2 separate regions of the Homo sapiens genome follow, and region 2 is linked to region 1. A link is an interaction called in ENCODE POLR2A ChIA-PET data of the cell type or tissue named here. Cell type or tissue: OCI-LY7. All regions are shown on one strand. Links, peaks and the distances in the headings refer to the core of each region. The heading gives the core; the rest is flanking DNA. Region 1 has its middle 46 kb from the start of WDR19. Region 2 overlaps FAM114A1 (family with sequence similarity 114 member A1).

Region 1 (8,340 bases), core at 144-8,143:
TTTGAGAATAAGTTGCCAGCATGCGGGTCCATCACCCTGAAATAGTTTGTATTTCCTACAAAGACACTTATCTATAAAACCATAATACAATCATAAAAGTTAGGCAGTAAACACTGATACATTACTATCATCTAATTCACAGAGCCATTCAAGTTGACAGTTGTTTCAATAATGTCCTTTATAGCGAAAGGATTCAATCCAGGATTATGCACTGCTTGTAGCTGTCATGTTTCTTTTTTGTTTCGTTTGAGACAGGGTCTCACTTTGTCACTGAGGCTGGAGTGCAGTGGGGTGATCTTGGCTCATGGCAGCCTCGACCTCCTGGGTTCAAGCAATCCTCCTGCCCCAGCCCCCCCCAAGTAGCTGGGAATACAGGCATGCACCACCACACCCTGCTAATTTTTGTTTATTTTTTAGAGATGGGGTTTTGCCATGTTGCCCAGGCTGGTCTCGAACTCCTGAGCTTAAGTGATCCGCCTGCTTCGGCCTCCCAAAGTGCTGGGATTGCAGGTGTGAGCCACCGCGCCCAGCCTCATGTCTCTTTTGTCTTTGATCTAGTACAGTTACTCAGTCTTTCCTCAGATCTCATCCCTTAGCACATTTGAAAGTTCCAAGCTAGCTATTCTGTAGGATGACCTGCCATTTTAGTTTGTCTGGTGTTTTATCATGATTAGATCCAGATTATGCATCTTTGGCAGGAACATCACAGAAGTGATACTATTGCGTCCTCTCATTGCATCCTATCATGTGAAGTAAGATTTTTTAAAGAAATAGATTTTGTTTTTTAGGTTCACAGCAAAATTGAGCGGAAGGTACAGAGTTCACATATATCCCCTGCCTTACACATGCATAGCCTTCCCCCGTTATCAACCTCCCCCGCCAGAGTGCTACATTTGTTACAACTGAGGCCCACATTGATGCATCATCACCTAAAGTCCACAGTTTATATTAGGGTCCAGTCTTGGTGTGGTACATTCTGTGAGTTTGGACAAACGCATAATGACATGCACCCATAATTATAGTGTCATACAGAATAGTTTCACTGCCCTGAAAAAACCCTGTGCTCTGTCTGCTCATCCTTCCCTCTCCCCTAACCCCTAGTGCCCACCGATCTTTTTACTGTCTCCATAGTTTAGGCAAGATTATCATTTGTCCCAGTATTGATGATGGGCTTTTCTTTTTTTTTTTTTTTTTGAGATGGAGTTTCATTCTTGATGCCCAGGCTGGAGTGCAGTGGTGTGATCTCGGCTCACTGCAACCTCCGTCTCCTGGATTCAAGCAATTCTCCTGCCTCAGCCTCCCGAGTAGCTGGGATTACAGGCGTCTGCCAACATGCTCAGCTAATTTTTGTATTTTTAGTAGAGAGGGGGTTTCACCATGTTGGACAGGCCGGTCTCCAACTCCTGACCTCAGGTGATCCACCTGCCTTGGCCTCCCAAAGTGCTGGGATTACAGGCGTGAGCCACCACGCCCAGCTGATGGTGTGCAGTTTGATGACTTAATTAAGGTGATGTCTGCAAGGCTTCTCAACTGAAAGTTACTCTCTGACCTTTGAAAAAAATAAATATTTGGGGGGAGCTACTTTAAAACGATGTAAACATCTTGTTCCTCATCAAACTTTCAATTTATGTATTTATTTTATTTATATTTATATGCGTTCCTATTTTATTCAAATGGTTATAGTTCATGGTTCTCATTTTTTAATTTAATTTTTTTAACTTATTTTAAGTTCAGGGGTACATGTGCAGGTTTGTGACATAGGTATACTTGTGTCATGGAGGTTTCTTGTACAGATTAATTAATCACTCAGGTATTAAGCCTAGTACCCATTAGCTATTTTTCCTGATCCTCTCCCTCCTCCCACCCTCCACCCTCCATTAGGCCCCAGTGTATGTTGTTCCCCTCTATGTGTCCATGAGTTCTCATCATTTAGCTCCTACTTATAAGTGAGAACATCCAGTATTTGGTTTTCTGTTCCTGTGTTAGTTTGCTAAGGATAATGGCCTCCAGCTCCATCCGTGTCCCTGCAAAGGACATGGTCTCATTATTTTTTATGGCTGCATAGTATTCCATGGTGTGCATGTATTACATTTTCTTTATTCAGTCTATCATTGATGGGCATTTAGGGTGATTCCATGTCTTTGCTATTGTGAATAGTGCTGCGATGAACATACATGTGCATATGTCTTTATAATAGAATGATTTCTGTTCCTTCGAGTATATACCCAGTAATGGTATTGCTGGGTCAAATGGTATTTCTGTTTTTAGGTCTTTGAGGAATCACCACACCATCTTCCACAATGGCTGAACTAATTTACACTCCCACCAACAGTGCATAAGTGCTTTTTCACTTGTGTGTAACTTGTGTGTAAAAGGAGCACTTCAGTGTATAAGTGCTCCTTTTTCCTTGCCAGCATCTGTTATTCTTTGACTTTGTAATAATAGTGTGGTGTGAGATGGTATCTCATTGTGGTTTTGATTTGCTTTTCTGTAATGATCAGTGATGCTGAGCTTTTTTTCATGGATTCTTGGTGCATGTATGTCTTCTCTTGAAAAGTGTCCGTTCTTGTCCTTTGCCCACTTTTTAATGGAGTTGTTTTTTTCTTGTAAATTTGTTTAAGTTCCATATAGATGCTGGCTATTAGATCTTATTTATTTTTATGCTTAAATTGTCTCCTATTTGGCCAGTGGAAGCCCATCCAACTGGGCCACAATGTCTTCATCAGTCTTTGAGCACAACCTCGTTTTTTGGTTAGATGGTAAGATGTTCCCGGTTCACCTTGTATTTTCCATGCCCCAGCTCTGGAATCAGCCATTTCTCCAAGATATTTTATTCTTTGTTTGTTTGTTTTTGTTTGAGACAGGGTCTCATTCCATCACCCAGGCTGGGGTGCAGCAACGTGATCAGGGTTCACTGCAGCCTCGACCTCCTGGGCTCAATCTTCCCACCTCAGCCTCCCAAGTAGCTGGGACTACAGGTGTGCACCACCATGCTCAGATAATTTTTTATTTATTTTTTGTAGAGACAGGGACTCACTATATTGCCCAGGATGGTCTCAAACTCCTGGGCTCAAGTGATCCTCCCCACTTTGGCCTCCCAAAGTGAAGATCATTCTTTTTTTTTTTGTAAAAATTGGTATTTAGAAGCCAAGACCTGGACATGAGGTGTGTTTATTGCTATTCTCAGGCTGGCTCAGTTCAGAGTTAAGGAATATCTGTTGGTCTGTATCTGTCTACCTAAGGAATATCTGTTGGTCTATATCTGTCTACTTATCTTTCTATACACACACACGCACATATTTGCATATGTATTTATTAATCTATTATCTCTATCTTGAAAACCGTGAGTTTACAACAATATGCCGAATTCCAATTCAACACCACGGGGGTCATCCTTGTTTTTTCCTCTGCTGTATTTGTAACTTCCTTCTCCAACAGTGAAAACCTTGTCTTTCATTTTCCTTAAGATAATTACTAGTTTGATCAATCTTCTATGGAAACAATCTCCAATTTCTGCTACCACACCCACTCCGGCCCAGATGCCCATGTTTTCCTGCTTGGCTCTCACTCTCCTTTCCAGGCAGTTCTCCGTCGTGGATGGCCTCCTTGCAACGCTTGGGCTCTGAAAGCCCACACCATGCACAGGGGTGCTGTCCTCTCCCTCCCTGGGCCCTGGCTAACTAGCCACTGCAGGCTGTCCCCTGGACAGGCACCTTCCCCATCGTGCCCAGGCTCTAATCCCCCAGGTGCTGGGCTGTTCTCAGGTGTGGATATCTCCCTCATCCTACTCAGGCTCTGACAGTCCGGGCCAGGCTGCCGTGCTGTGTGGACGCTGTCCTTACTCTGATGGGGGTCTGAGACCCTGTGCCAGGTCACCCACCCTGTAGCCCACCCTCTTCACCCTGCTTGGACTCCAATACCCCACATTGGGTCACCATGAGTCCTCTCGACACCACTGTGGATGCCATCCTTCCTATACACTACCTAATGGCTTTAGGCCTGAATTATTAAGGAAGGGGCTGGGTATGGTGGCTCACGCCTATAATCGCAGCACTTTGGGAGGCTGAGGCAGGCAGATCACCTGAGGTCAGGAGTTGGAGACCAGCCTGGCCAACATGGTGAAACCGCGTCTCTACTAAAAATACAAAAATTAGCCAGACTTGGTGGTGGGCACCTGTAATCCCAGCTACTCGGGAGGCTGAGACAGGAGAATCTCTTGAACCCGGCAGGTGGAGGTTGCAGTGAGCAGAGATCATGTCACTGACTCCAGCCTGGGTGACAGAGAAAGACTCAGTTAAAAAAAAAATTATTATTATTAAGGAAGGGAAATGATTTTTAAAAATAAACTTTAAATTATTTAAGTACTATCTATGTTTTGAGTAGATTTTTTTTCATGTCTTTGAGCTACCTTAGCTCTGAGAACATAGTGGCGATCTCACACACACACACACACACACACACACACACACACGTGTTAGAATGAATTGAATCACTGTCCCTTTTTGGACCATATCATAATTCGGCCGTGTCTGGTACTGCTGATAAACATATACGCCAGTTTGTTTGTTTTTTGAGATGGAGTTTTGCTCTTGTTGCCCAGGCTGGAGTGCAATGGTGTGATTTCGGCTTACTGCAACCTCTGCCCCCCAGGTTCAAGTGATTCTCCTGCCTCAGCCTCCCAAGTAGCTGGGATTACAGGAGCGCACCAACACGTCCGGCTAATTTTTGTATTTTTAGTAGAGACAGGGTTTCACCACCTTGGCCAGGCTGGTCTCGAACTCCTGACTTCAGGTGATCCACCCGCCATGGCCTCCCAAAGTGCTAGGATTACAGGCATGAGCCACCGCGCCCGGCCCACACCAGTTTTTAATTAGTGCTTCTCATCTACAAATCCAGTCTTCATTACCTGCTCAGTCAACGTGGACATGAGCCTTTTTCTCCTTCGCCAGTCTGCACAGTGCTAATTTTGTCGGTAGAGGGTGCTGGAGACATTGCAGAAGGAAGGGGAGAGGCACTCTGCTGCGGGTTCTGAGCGTCCCCGCCCACTACTGATTAGCTGGGCCATTTCTCAGGGTTGTGTTTGCAGCGAGAAATCTCCAGGACAAAGAGCAGGATAGCCTACCACTTACTATAAAAGCAGTGGATTTCCCAAGCTCCGTGGATTTCCACCTGGGATCCTCTGTCTTGTTCCTGTGGGAATTGAAGGGCACAGGGAAGTGACCCCAACACGATATTCCTACTGCTTTCTGTGCCTTCAGTAATAAAATCCTTTTCCTTCAACCCATGGATGTCTTCTGCCAGCATCCATGAAACCATAACAGGTCAGCTTATTAGCTCCAGTAGGGCAAAAGCAAATCTCAGATCCTGATAACCAGCCAATCCTTTCTGAGTCCAATCCTCTGTTATGGGACATGATTATTTATTTAAAATCTTCCCTGTTCAGATTACCCTGTGATTTCTGTCTCCCAACTGGACTCTGTCTGATACATCACAGCAGCAGACGCATCCTCCTTAGGTGGCTATTCATAGTCCTTAGAATTGTAAAGCATTTGGCTCCCTTCAATGACATGAAACTTCTAATAATGGGTTTATGACTTCCTGCTAATGGCTCATGCTCTCATTTCCATTCATGACTGCTCCACTCAGCATCCCTGCTCTCTGCTTTATTGACAGCAACAGCCCTCTGCACCCAAGTCATTAACTATGCCATCCTTTCTAAAATGCCCTTCTTTTGTCCTTTCACAGAACATATTTAAAAAGAAAATAGAAAGGCACTTATGAAACCTCTCTGTGTGTGTATCCATTCAGGCACACCATAGGCAGAATTATATAGCCTGTTTCTACTCACTAAAAGTAAAAACTTAAAATGTAGCACAGATGTGGTGAGGATGTATCTTGGCATCAAGTATGTATCATCCTGTGTAATGTAGACAGCTTAAACTCACCTCCATGTAGCAATCTTGCAAAGATTTTTTAAAAGGCTCTAAGGTCATACAGATCTGGTTGGTTTTGAAATTTGGCTCTGACATTTACTAGCTAGTTTGCGTATCATTAACTGGGAATAGTCATATCTACTTCATACAGCTGTTGTAAAAATTAAATGAGTTAACATACATATGAAATGCTTACTTAGTACAGTGTCTGTCACATATCAAGTTGACTCAACCTCCCTATGTTAAAATAATCAAATGAACAAGTCTAAAGCAATTTAATAAAATATGAATTTTTAACTCAATTTCACTTAGGTGCCTCCACAGCTAAGATAGTCCCTAATTGTTTTCAGACCCAGAGAAAACTTTCTCAGAGGCTCTTAGAGACTTTCTCAGGGTGGCCCTGACATGTGGAGCTCAGGCCCTCATTCCTCGGTCTTTCACCCCATGCTCTCTTCTTTCAATTACTTTCTTATCATTGGAAGCTTTACCTTGGCTTACCATTTTCTTTGCTAGTATTTGCTACCATTTTCTTTGTAGTTTTTTCCCTCATTCTCATCCTCTCGGAGGCCTCATATTCTAGGTGACGGAAGAATGATCCCCCATGCACAGGTTGGAAATGTTTTCTGTAAATGTCAAGAAAAAGATATAGTCGCTGTCACAGCTATTCAACTTTGTTGTCATAACACAAAAGCTGCTACAGACATCAACAAATGAGCATGTCTGTGTTCCAATAAAACTTTATTTATAAAAACAAATAGCAGACAGAGTTGACCTGTGGGCTGTAGTTTGCTGACTATAGAGCTATAGTTTCTAGGTCTTTTGACCTAGAATGCTGAGGTATAATATTATATTGGGCATTTTTCTCTATCTTTGTCCTTCAGAAAGGTGCTCATTTAAATATGTATTTGTTTGGGAACTTTGCCTTACTACAGATAAAAAATTTTTTTTTAATTAAAAACTTTTTTTTTTTTTTTTAGGAAATGGGGTCTTGCTATGTTGTCCAGGCTGGTTTTGAACTCCTGGCCTCAAGCAATCCTCCTGCCTCAGCCTCCCAAAGCACTTGGGTTACAGGTGTGAGTCATACAGATGAAACCCTTAATTTTAAGTATATTCCTTATGCCAATAATACTTATCACATTTTTATCATGAACTTTAATTGAATAGTTCTACCTGGCTCCCTGGGAGTCTATACTCACAGGTTATTATATGAATGTACATAATTCAGTGCAAAAAAATCTTTAGCTCAAATCTTAAAGCACAATGTAATTAGTTGAAAAAATGACAATGTGCTAAATACCATTAACTATGCAGTATCAGCAAACAACCAAGAATCATAAATTAGCATAATTTTTAACACTTTGATTTAATCTAAAACATCTGCTGGATAAGCCAAAGAAAAATTGACCTGAATAATTTTTATTACTAACAAGAGAGAATAATTTTAAAATTATGACTATTAAAATATATAATATTAAGTTATTATTTTATTATGGTCAGACGACTTGTCACCAGTGTGCAGATGTGGATGGACTGTGGTTTTGATTCCTGCGACTAGACTATCATTTAACATTTTTAGGTATTACAATACTTTCTGAAATGCTCATTATTTAACAGATTATAGTAATGGCAGTCAATATAGTGAGCAATATGAAAGACTAGATAGAATTAGAGAAGAAAGTCTTTCACCATATTTTGAGTAATTATAGAATTGCTTAGTGTAATGAAATGAACACGTTTTAGCATTGTTGAAGGGAATATGAATGAGAAATGTACTAAAATTGTGTAGCTAGGGCGTTTCCCTTGTGCTATTTTCTGTGGGCATTTATTTTTCTGCTTAAATACCTTTCAGAAAGATAGTCTTCCTTGACTGGTAGAAAATGACAATGAAAATATCAAGGCCTAGAGTTTTCTTTTCCTTTCTTTTTTTTTTTTCTTTGAGATGAGGTCTCACTCTGTCGCCCAGGCTGGAGTGCAGTGCGGTGATCTCGGCTTACTGCAACCTCTGCTCCTGGGCTCAAGTGAGCCTCCCAACTCAGCCTCCTAAGTAGCTGGGACTACAGGTGCGCACCATGGCACCTGGCCACTTTTTTTATTTTTAGTAGAGACAGAGTTTTGCCATTTTGCCCAGACTGGTCTCGAACTTGTGAGCTCAAGTGATTCACCCGCCTCAGCTTTCCAAAGTGCTGGGATTACAAGAGTGAGCCAACACGCCCAGTTTAGAGTTTTCTTTGTGGGAAGATTTTCTTTAAATAAATAGGATTATTCAGATTCCTTTTTCAAGTAACGTGAATCTGGGCTGCAGCTTTCCGGGGAGACTGGTTTGTGGTCACCTCTTCCTGGACATTCCAATGCATTTCCTTTCCTTTTTTTGTAGTCTCCTGATAATGGGGAGTGAGGTAGGTGTTCT
Region 2 (8,340 bases), core at 123-8,122, 250 kb after region 1:
ATCTTCTTATCTTCCACCTTCAAGATGAAATGCCTTTGCTAAATTATCTTAGACATATTGATGTTATACCTTCAGTTCTCATGAAGAGAGAATATAAGAAATGGTAACATGAAGAATATCATGACAAATTTGCACTCAGGAAGACACTACACTGTCCATCATATTTTCTCTTTGTATAAGAACAAATACAGGAAATTTCTTTAAAAATTTAAAACCAGAAAAATATATTTATTTAAATTAAAATTTTGTTTTCAAAGAGAAATAAATAATGTACTGGCAGCCAAGAAGCTCAGAGTTGAGGTCAATACTCAATTACAAAAACTCTATTAGCCATGGGATGTATAAAATATGTATCCTCCCTACCAGCACATTGTTTTCTCCTTATATTGTAATATCCTGCTAATGAAATGCCTTTTATCAAGATATCTCAAATCCTTTTTGGGAGTAGATGCGTTGTGCACTAAAAAAATTCAAGTGGGACGATAAACACGAAGCTTTAAGAATATATTATACTTTAAAAGACCATATAATATAGTGGCTAAAAGCCATACTACTTGGCTTTTAAATTGCAACCCAGACATTCCTGACTTTGGTCAAGGTCTTAGTCTCTCTCTGATTAGCTTCCTTACCTGTAAAGTGCAGCAAACAACAGTTCCTCCATATAGGGTTATTTTGAGGAACAAATGTATTGGAGGAATAAATGAAGCACTTAGAATAGTAAGCACTAAACATGGTTTGCTCACGGGCTAATGTTAAACTCTATTAGTATACAGTACGATCAAAACGTCCTATCCTATTAGGCTTTGGTACTTTGTCTATTCCAATGCAACATACAATGCTTACCTACTGTGGCAGATGCTGACGACAGCAGAGATTTGCCCCAGGATCCCCAGCCTGCCCATCCTCCTCCACTTGGAGGGGAATCCACAGCCTGGAGAAAAACAAATTAGCCACAGGTCAGAAATTCAGTATATCTCTGAATGGAAAAACACCTATTGGTTTGAAACAAAGAGGAGGTTTGGAAAAGAATCACCAACAACCGTATCTAATTGGCTTATAGTTTATAAGGGTCATAAAAGAATATCCCAAACCACACTGCAATGTGTACTTTGGAACCAAATTGATTAGTGCTGATGTTGGCTTCTGAAGGCTTGGTTTGAAGTGAGAAGGGAGTTTGATGTTAACTGAGCCTCGATTCTCTCTTATTATTTAGAAGACAGGGAAAAGGCTGCATGGGAAAAAGATACGCATGAGGGCACAAGAGGGATTTGAAAAAGTTCAAAATGATCTGGACCCAGGCAATTCTTACAGGGCTTAAAAAATGTGCTCTTCAAGGTAGAGTTAACTTTTAAACTCTGGGGCAGTAGGCAGGTGCTTTGGCATGGATGATGGGCAAAGTGTCTAAAAAGCGTCAATACACCTGGCGATGGATGGGCAGTAGTGACAGGAAGGCTTGCAAGGTAGAAACCTTTGATTCAAGGTGCCCTGCTTCACTCATAGTGACTCCTATAACACAGGGATAAGACTGTCCCTGACCTCAGTGGATTCCAATTCGTTTGCCTAGGTTTTTGGAATTGGAACTGAGAGACTGTGGTTCAGTGTGAACTGTGTGCATGAACAGAAGTTGAAAACTCAGGCTATGTGGATGACCCTGTTATATCCACCACGCAGACTAAGAATTAAGAGAAGGCAGAGTGAGCAGAATGGAGACTGGCTTAGAGCTGCTGTTTGGATTCCTGACAGCTTCTCAGTCCCTGGTTTCTGTCCCTCTGAAGGCCCTGCTGCTTTCTGATCTTTGGGTTCTATGAGATTCTCTCATATTCTTGTTCATTTTTTTAAATGTTTTATTCACTGATATACTCTCAGAGCTTAGAAGAGTGCTTGGAATATAATGAATGCTTAATAAATATTTGTTGAATAAATGGCTGAAACTCATCCATTTTCTCAGGTATGCGTGTTTCTGTTACTTGCAACCAATGAGTCCTAACTCAAGTAGGGAACCACAGCTTTCTCTTTCTATCTGGGAACACATTCTAGAAAACAAGGCAAGAATAAATATTCTATGAGTTACCTGTATGGAGAATCATAGCTCTTTTTTACTCAAAAGAGAAGAAGGAAGGAAGGAAAGAAGGAAGGGCGGGCAGAAAGAAAGTAAGGAGGCAGTGGAAAATTCCTACAGAGTTTGTAGATTCCATAACTTTTGACTCACAGCTGGTCCATTAGTCATCCCCAACTCCCAACTCCCTTGCTGTTTTTTTTTGTTTTTTTTTTTGAGACGGAGTCTTGCTCTGTCACCAGGCTGGAGTGCAGTGGTGCGATCTCAGCTCACTGCAAGCTCCACCTCCCGGGTTCACGCCATTCTCCTGCCTCAGCCTCCCAAGTAGCTGAGACTACAGTTGCGCACCACCACGCCTGGCTGATTTTTTCTATTTTAGTAGAGACGAGGTTTCACCATTTTGGCCAGGATGGTCTTGATCTCTTGACCTCATGATCCGCCCCCTTGGCCTCCCAAAGTGCTAGGAATACAGGTGTGAGCCACCATGCCCAGCCTCCCTTGTTATTTTCTACCCTTGCAGATAAGGATGGCCATATGAAACAGTTTTCAACCAATGAGATATATAAATGGAAAAGTTTTTGCTTTCATGATACATTATAGTTACAGCGAGTGCCCACTCTTTCCCCTTCTCTTTTTTCTGCCCTGAATGTGGACCTGAAGCTTCAAATTGAAGCAGTCATTTTTGCTGCCTCAAGGGAAAGGCCAAGGAGTCTCAGTCACTGGTCCTGGCTCCGCTGAGCTACTAAACCAACATAAGTAGCTGCCTATCTCCATTCTTTGTATTAAGTGAGAGAAAAAAAATCACTATTTTGTGAACTACTATATGTTGGATTTTAGTTACTTTGACTCAAAAGCATTCCTAACTGATTCAAATGCCACCCATCAGTGTAGAGTACTGGTTGAGACTGAGTTATGGAAGTTAAATTGCTTGGGTTTGACTCCAGGCTCTACTGTTTTGGACAACAAGTTACTCAAATTGTTTTAAGCCTTCATTTCCTCATTATAAAATGCAAACAATAGTGGCATAAGAGCCATAAGTATAGGAACCAATAACCTCACCGGTTCGTGAAGATCAAAAGAAATAATTCATATAATGTTGCGAGCATAGTGCCTGGCATATAAGAAGTACTCCAAAAGTGTGAGCTAGAAATAATAAGAAGAAACTATGCTTTTAAGACTAAGAAGCAAAAAGCTTTGAAAGTTAGCTGTCATTTTTTTTTTCTTTCTGTCTGGAAACAATGAGAAGCTTGTTAACATGAATGGAAATATTCATGACTCATCACTGCCTGCTTTCATTTTTGGTGTCTACATTGATTTACTTCACTTCAGCAATGGAATCCAGTAGCAATTTTACACCATTATGAAGACAGATGGAAATCAGTGATTAATATCATTCTTTCACAGGACAAATCACTACCTATGATTAGGAAGAGTTAATACAATTAGAGGTGACAGCTTCTGACTCAAATTTATAATATTTATTATGTTCTGACAGCTGGTAATTGACTAGCAAATGGAAATAAATGTTAAATGAGTCTAGAACTTTTTGCTGTATAATAAGTGACTACTTCAATTGCTTTATTAATAAAGTCCTTTGACATTGAGCTGTGACTTCTTGATCAGCTATAAATATGTTATCAAATGGTAAATATTCAAATGATTAAATACACATATTTAATATAAAAAATGTTAAGCATGAATTATAAATATATCTCATCATGAATATGGTCTCCACTTTAAATGGACTTAATGTCACACAATTAGGAGATGCTACAACAGGCAGCATGGAGCTGCTCAGATTGCCTATTACCAATAGAGGGATTTAAAGACGTTTTTCTCACCCTTCCCCCATAACTCCCACCTCCTTCCATAGACAACTTCACATCCTAATACATAGAGGAAAAAAAGCCATCAGATGAGAACTCTCTCAGCTTCCTGCCTGCTCCCCATAACTCTTATAACAGCAAATTAGATTTGGCTTAATCAAAAGGGATATTCAAAACTCAACTGGAAATCATTTAAACATCTAAACCTTTGTGTGGTACTAAGAAAGAATGTAGGATTCCATCAAGTTCACAGTTCTTTTTTCTTTTTAGGAGACAGAGTCTCGCTCTGTTGCCCAAGCTGGAGTGTGTGGTATGATAATAGCTCACTACATCCTCCAACTCCTGGGCTTAAGTGATCTTCCTGCCTCAGCCTCCCAAGTAGCTGAGATTACAGGCATGCACCACCACACTTAGGTAATTTTTAAAAATTATTTTTTGTAGAGACAGGATCTCACTATGTTGCCCAGGCTGGTCTTGATCTCATGGCCTCAAGTGATCCTTCTATCTTGGTCTCTCGAAGTGCTAGGATTACGGGTGACTGCACCTGGCCCAAGTTCAACGTTCTTTAAATAGGAAAGACATTTTCATATCTAGTATCCCATTTAAAGGTCTTTATCATTAAATAGAAAATGCATTTATTTTAAGCTATCAAGTTTAAAGGTATTATTAGATAGAAAAAAGTAAAATCCCAGAACTCCATCAAATTCAAAGGCCTTTATCATTTAGATGGAAAACATATGTACTTATCTTAAAGCTGAAGGAGCAACTTGGTTCTTCTATTTCCTTGAGCAGATCAAGAATCAGGTGCTGCGTATAACTTGTATCCAGGGATGTGGGCAATGAAACCTGTGAGTTTTGTAACTCATAGGGTGATCAACACTTTTTAATTTTTGTAACTCATGACATAGCTACGCTAAAAAGGGGGTCAGTATGACAGCTGGGAGGATGAAAATTGCTCTGGAGTCTGAAACTCTTGTCAAAATATCTGATTGAAAATGGCCTCAGTTATTTCCAGCTAATTTTCTTCCTTGGTAAGTATGCATCATTCAACTTTGGGAAGATTTAAAAATTAAACATAGAAAGGTTGAAAGCATGGAAGATACGCTATTCATATTTTTGGGCATATTTGTTCTTTTCTGTACTACTAATGTTGAAGGAATCTGACCTATTAGAGTGACAGTTTTTGAAAATCAATCAAAAATGAATAATTGAATTATTAGACTTCTGATTTTAAGCTGAAATCATCCCAAGTTTCCGCACATTATTAAGAGTCTTTAAGTCAACTCTGTAAATTTATTTTAGTAGCTTTATAACAATTATTAAGTACTTAGCAAGGTTTTGTATAAGTAGATAATTCAGGTACTTTAAAAGGAAGTAGAATATATTATAAATGCAGTTTAAAGTATTTAAACGTGTGTAACTTGGTAAAAAGGACCAAATCAAACATTAACCAAAAGTACCTTGAAAGTGACTGTTTGATTTTGCTGGACTTCTAAACAGTGAGATTTGTGAGATTCACGTGAAGCCTAAGGATTGGGTTTTTCAGTTTGTCATCTTCATAGATGGAACACGAATTGTTTAAACCCAATTAAACATTTGAGTAGTTCTTTTTATGCACAAAATATACACAGGCCTACACCAAAAACCCATCTAAACACAAATTAAGTACACTACCCTGCGATTCACAATTACTTCCTCCCTCTCATTATTATGGAAATGCACCTTCCTCTTAGGTACCATAGCACCTCCACCTACACATCTCCCGATCTGGTTAGGTTGGTTTTACTCTCTCCTAGCTTTTCGGCCTTTTTCTATGCAAGCTGCTTCCCTGTACAGGCTACATTCCTTTTTTTTTTTTTTTTTTGAGACGGAGTCTCGCTCTGTCTCCCAGGCTGGAGTGCAGTGGTGTGATTTTGGTTCACTGCAGCCTCCACCTCCTGGGCTCAAGCGATTCTCCTGCCTCAGCCTTCTGAGTAGCTGGGATTACAGGCACCCACCACCATGCCCGGCTAATTTTTGTATTTTTAGTGGAGACAGGGTTTCACCTTGTTGGCCAGGCTGGTCTTGAACTCCTGACCTCAGGTGATCTGCCCGCCTCGGCCTCCCAAAGTGCTGGAATTACAGGTGTGAGCCACTGTGCCCGGCCCAGGCTACATTTCTATACATGCTTTCTATATAGGTTACATTTAATCATGCACATGATTCCTCTATCTTAAAGCCAACAAATGAAAATCACGACATGAACAAAATGTGTCTTTCAAACTTATCTGGTGTCTGCTCCACATCTTTCTTCTTTGTCTCTTAAAAAAGGTGCTTATAGTGGCCGGGCACCATAGCTCACACCTGTAAACCCAGCACTTTGGGAGGCCAAGGTGGGCAAATCACCTGAGGTCAGGAGTTTGAGACCAGCCTGGCCAAAAAGGTGAAACCCCGTCTCTACTAAAAATACAAAAATTAGCCGGGTGTGGTGGCGCATGCTGTAATCCCGGCTACTCGGGAGGCTGAGGCAGGAGAATCGCTTAAACCCAGGAGGCGGAGGTTGCAGTGAGCTGAGATCGTGCCACTGCACTCCAGCCTGGGAGGCAGAGTGAGACTCTGTCTCAAAAAAAAAAAAAAAAAGGTGCTTATCTTCTGTATTCACCTCCCTTGTCCATCCTCCCTCCACAGCAAGACTCCTGTGCCACTACTTCATGAAATCGTTCTCATCAAGGTCAAGTGGCTTCCTGTTGTCAAAGCCACGGACTCATTTTAGTCTTTTTATTACTTACTTGACCTCTCGGTAGCATCCAAAGCTCACCCACTTTTACATCTGCCTTAGAGTGTTCTATTCTGATGGCCTATCTTCTGACTCTCACTTTTTTTCCTTTTTACCATCTTTTAGTATGATTTCAGTTATTTACATTAGAATGCTTCTACATGCATATTGTGACATTATGGGTGCTTCTCAAATTAACCTACAATCCAAGTGCTGTCAGCATTCCAATAAAATATGCACAGTCCAGGGTGGTCAGCCAGCATTCTAATCAGGAAAGCCATACTCTGGAGGCAGCTATTTATAGAGGTTCTATTATCTGTATCTGGTAACATCTGATGCTTTACCAATTACCACACCTAACTGCAAAAATGGGTTTTAATTGGTACACATGGTGGACTATTTACTAGCATTCTCAATATCTGAAAGGGGTTCTAGATGGTAAAAATAAAGGTATTCAAGGAGCTGGCTTCGGTGGCACACTCCTATAATCTCAGCACTTTGGGAGGCCGAGGCAGGAGGATCACTTGAGGCCAGGAGTTCAAGACCAGCCTGGGCAACATGGCAAGATCTGGTCTCTACAGAAAAATTAAAAAATTAGCCAGGCGTGGTGGCATGCACATGTAGTCCTATCTATTTGGTAAGGTGAAGCAAGAGGATCACTTGAATGCAAGAGTTCAAGACTGCAGTGAGCTATGATCTTGCTACTTCACTCCAGCCTGGGCAACAGAGAGAGAGAGAGACTATTTTTTTAAAACAGGACGGGGCCGGGCTTTGTGGCTCATGTCTGTAATTCCAGCACTTTGGGAGGTCGTGATGGGTGGATCACCTGAGGTCAGGAGTTCAAGACCAGCCTGGCTAACATGGTGAAACCTGGTCTCTACTTAAAATACAAAAATTAGCTTGGCATGGTGGCAGATGCCGGTAGTCCCAGCTACTCTGGAGGCTGAGGCAAGAGAATCACTTGAATCTGGGAGGCAGAGGTTGCAGTGAGCCGAGATCATGCCACTGCACTCCAGCCTGGCGATAGAGGGAGACCCTATCTCAAATAAATAAATAAATATAAATAAAAATTTTTAAAAGTATTCAAGATGTGTAAATAGTTAAGTATATTTTCTGCTCCTCCCAGTTTTATATGAATAGGGTGTTACAAAGGATTTTGCCCTGTGTAAATGGTCTTCCATCCATCTTTCAACTCTGGGGAATTCTGGTGACTTGATGCCAGCTATCAGGGAAGAAACCTTAGCTCTGAAATCCAGACAGTTGCCTTGAGTAAACCTTTCATTCAAGATGGTGATCAAAGCACCTAAACAATGGGATGTTCTCAAGCCTACATGAGAAAGAGTTCTCATACACCATTTTCAACTCTCTTGTTAATTACCGTTTCATTTAAAAATGTCAGTGTGGTACAATGTGATCTGAAACTTGATTTCGCTTATAGAATGTGGTAGTGGTGAGATTGTACTATAAATTCTTTGCTAGCTACCATAATCTATTTAAAAAGCAAAACAAAACCCTAAGAGCTGTGCCCAACCAAACTGGCTTAGAGACAGAAACCTTCCAGGGCTGAGGGCTTGGCCTCTGTTGTTATTTATATGTTAACACCTGAGCCATCTTACCCACTTCCATTACTGAAATAACCACATAGGTGCTGATAGCCTCTGAATCACCTATCTCTCCAGACCATTTTAACCAACTGTCCACAA

What was found. Peaks named below come from ENCODE experiments on the same cell type or tissue, not always from the same donor. Only the 100,000 strongest peaks of a DNase experiment are listed, where the experiment ranks them.
Region 2: POLR2A ChIA-PET joins it to region 1 with 13 read pairs; 5 of 35 experiments call an interaction of 5 or more read pairs at or near these places.

Annotation. Positions count from the first base shown.
Region 1 is chr4:39,132,137-39,140,476 of GRCh38, reverse strand. It overlaps a transcript of KLHL5 not described here. Among named protein-coding and RNA genes, the nearest start is that of WDR19, 46 kb to the left of the region's middle. RefSeq lists a silencer at 4,866-4,915. In OCI-LY7, for the core only: a CTCF peak has its summit at 4,973 (motif pointing right); DNase peaks (open chromatin) are centred at 4,986 and 5,576; H3K4me3 peaks cover 541 bases; H3K27ac peaks cover 932 bases.
Region 2 is chr4:38,884,334-38,892,673 of GRCh38, reverse strand. It overlaps FAM114A1 (family with sequence similarity 114 member A1), which reads right to left. Exons shown (of 15, transcript NM_138389.4): 4 at 844-931. Among named protein-coding and RNA genes, the nearest start is that of MIR574, 20 kb to the right of the region's middle. RefSeq lists enhancers at 1,562-1,731, 7,791-7,960. In OCI-LY7, for the core only: no CTCF peak of the experiment used is centred there; no DNase peak of the experiment used is centred there.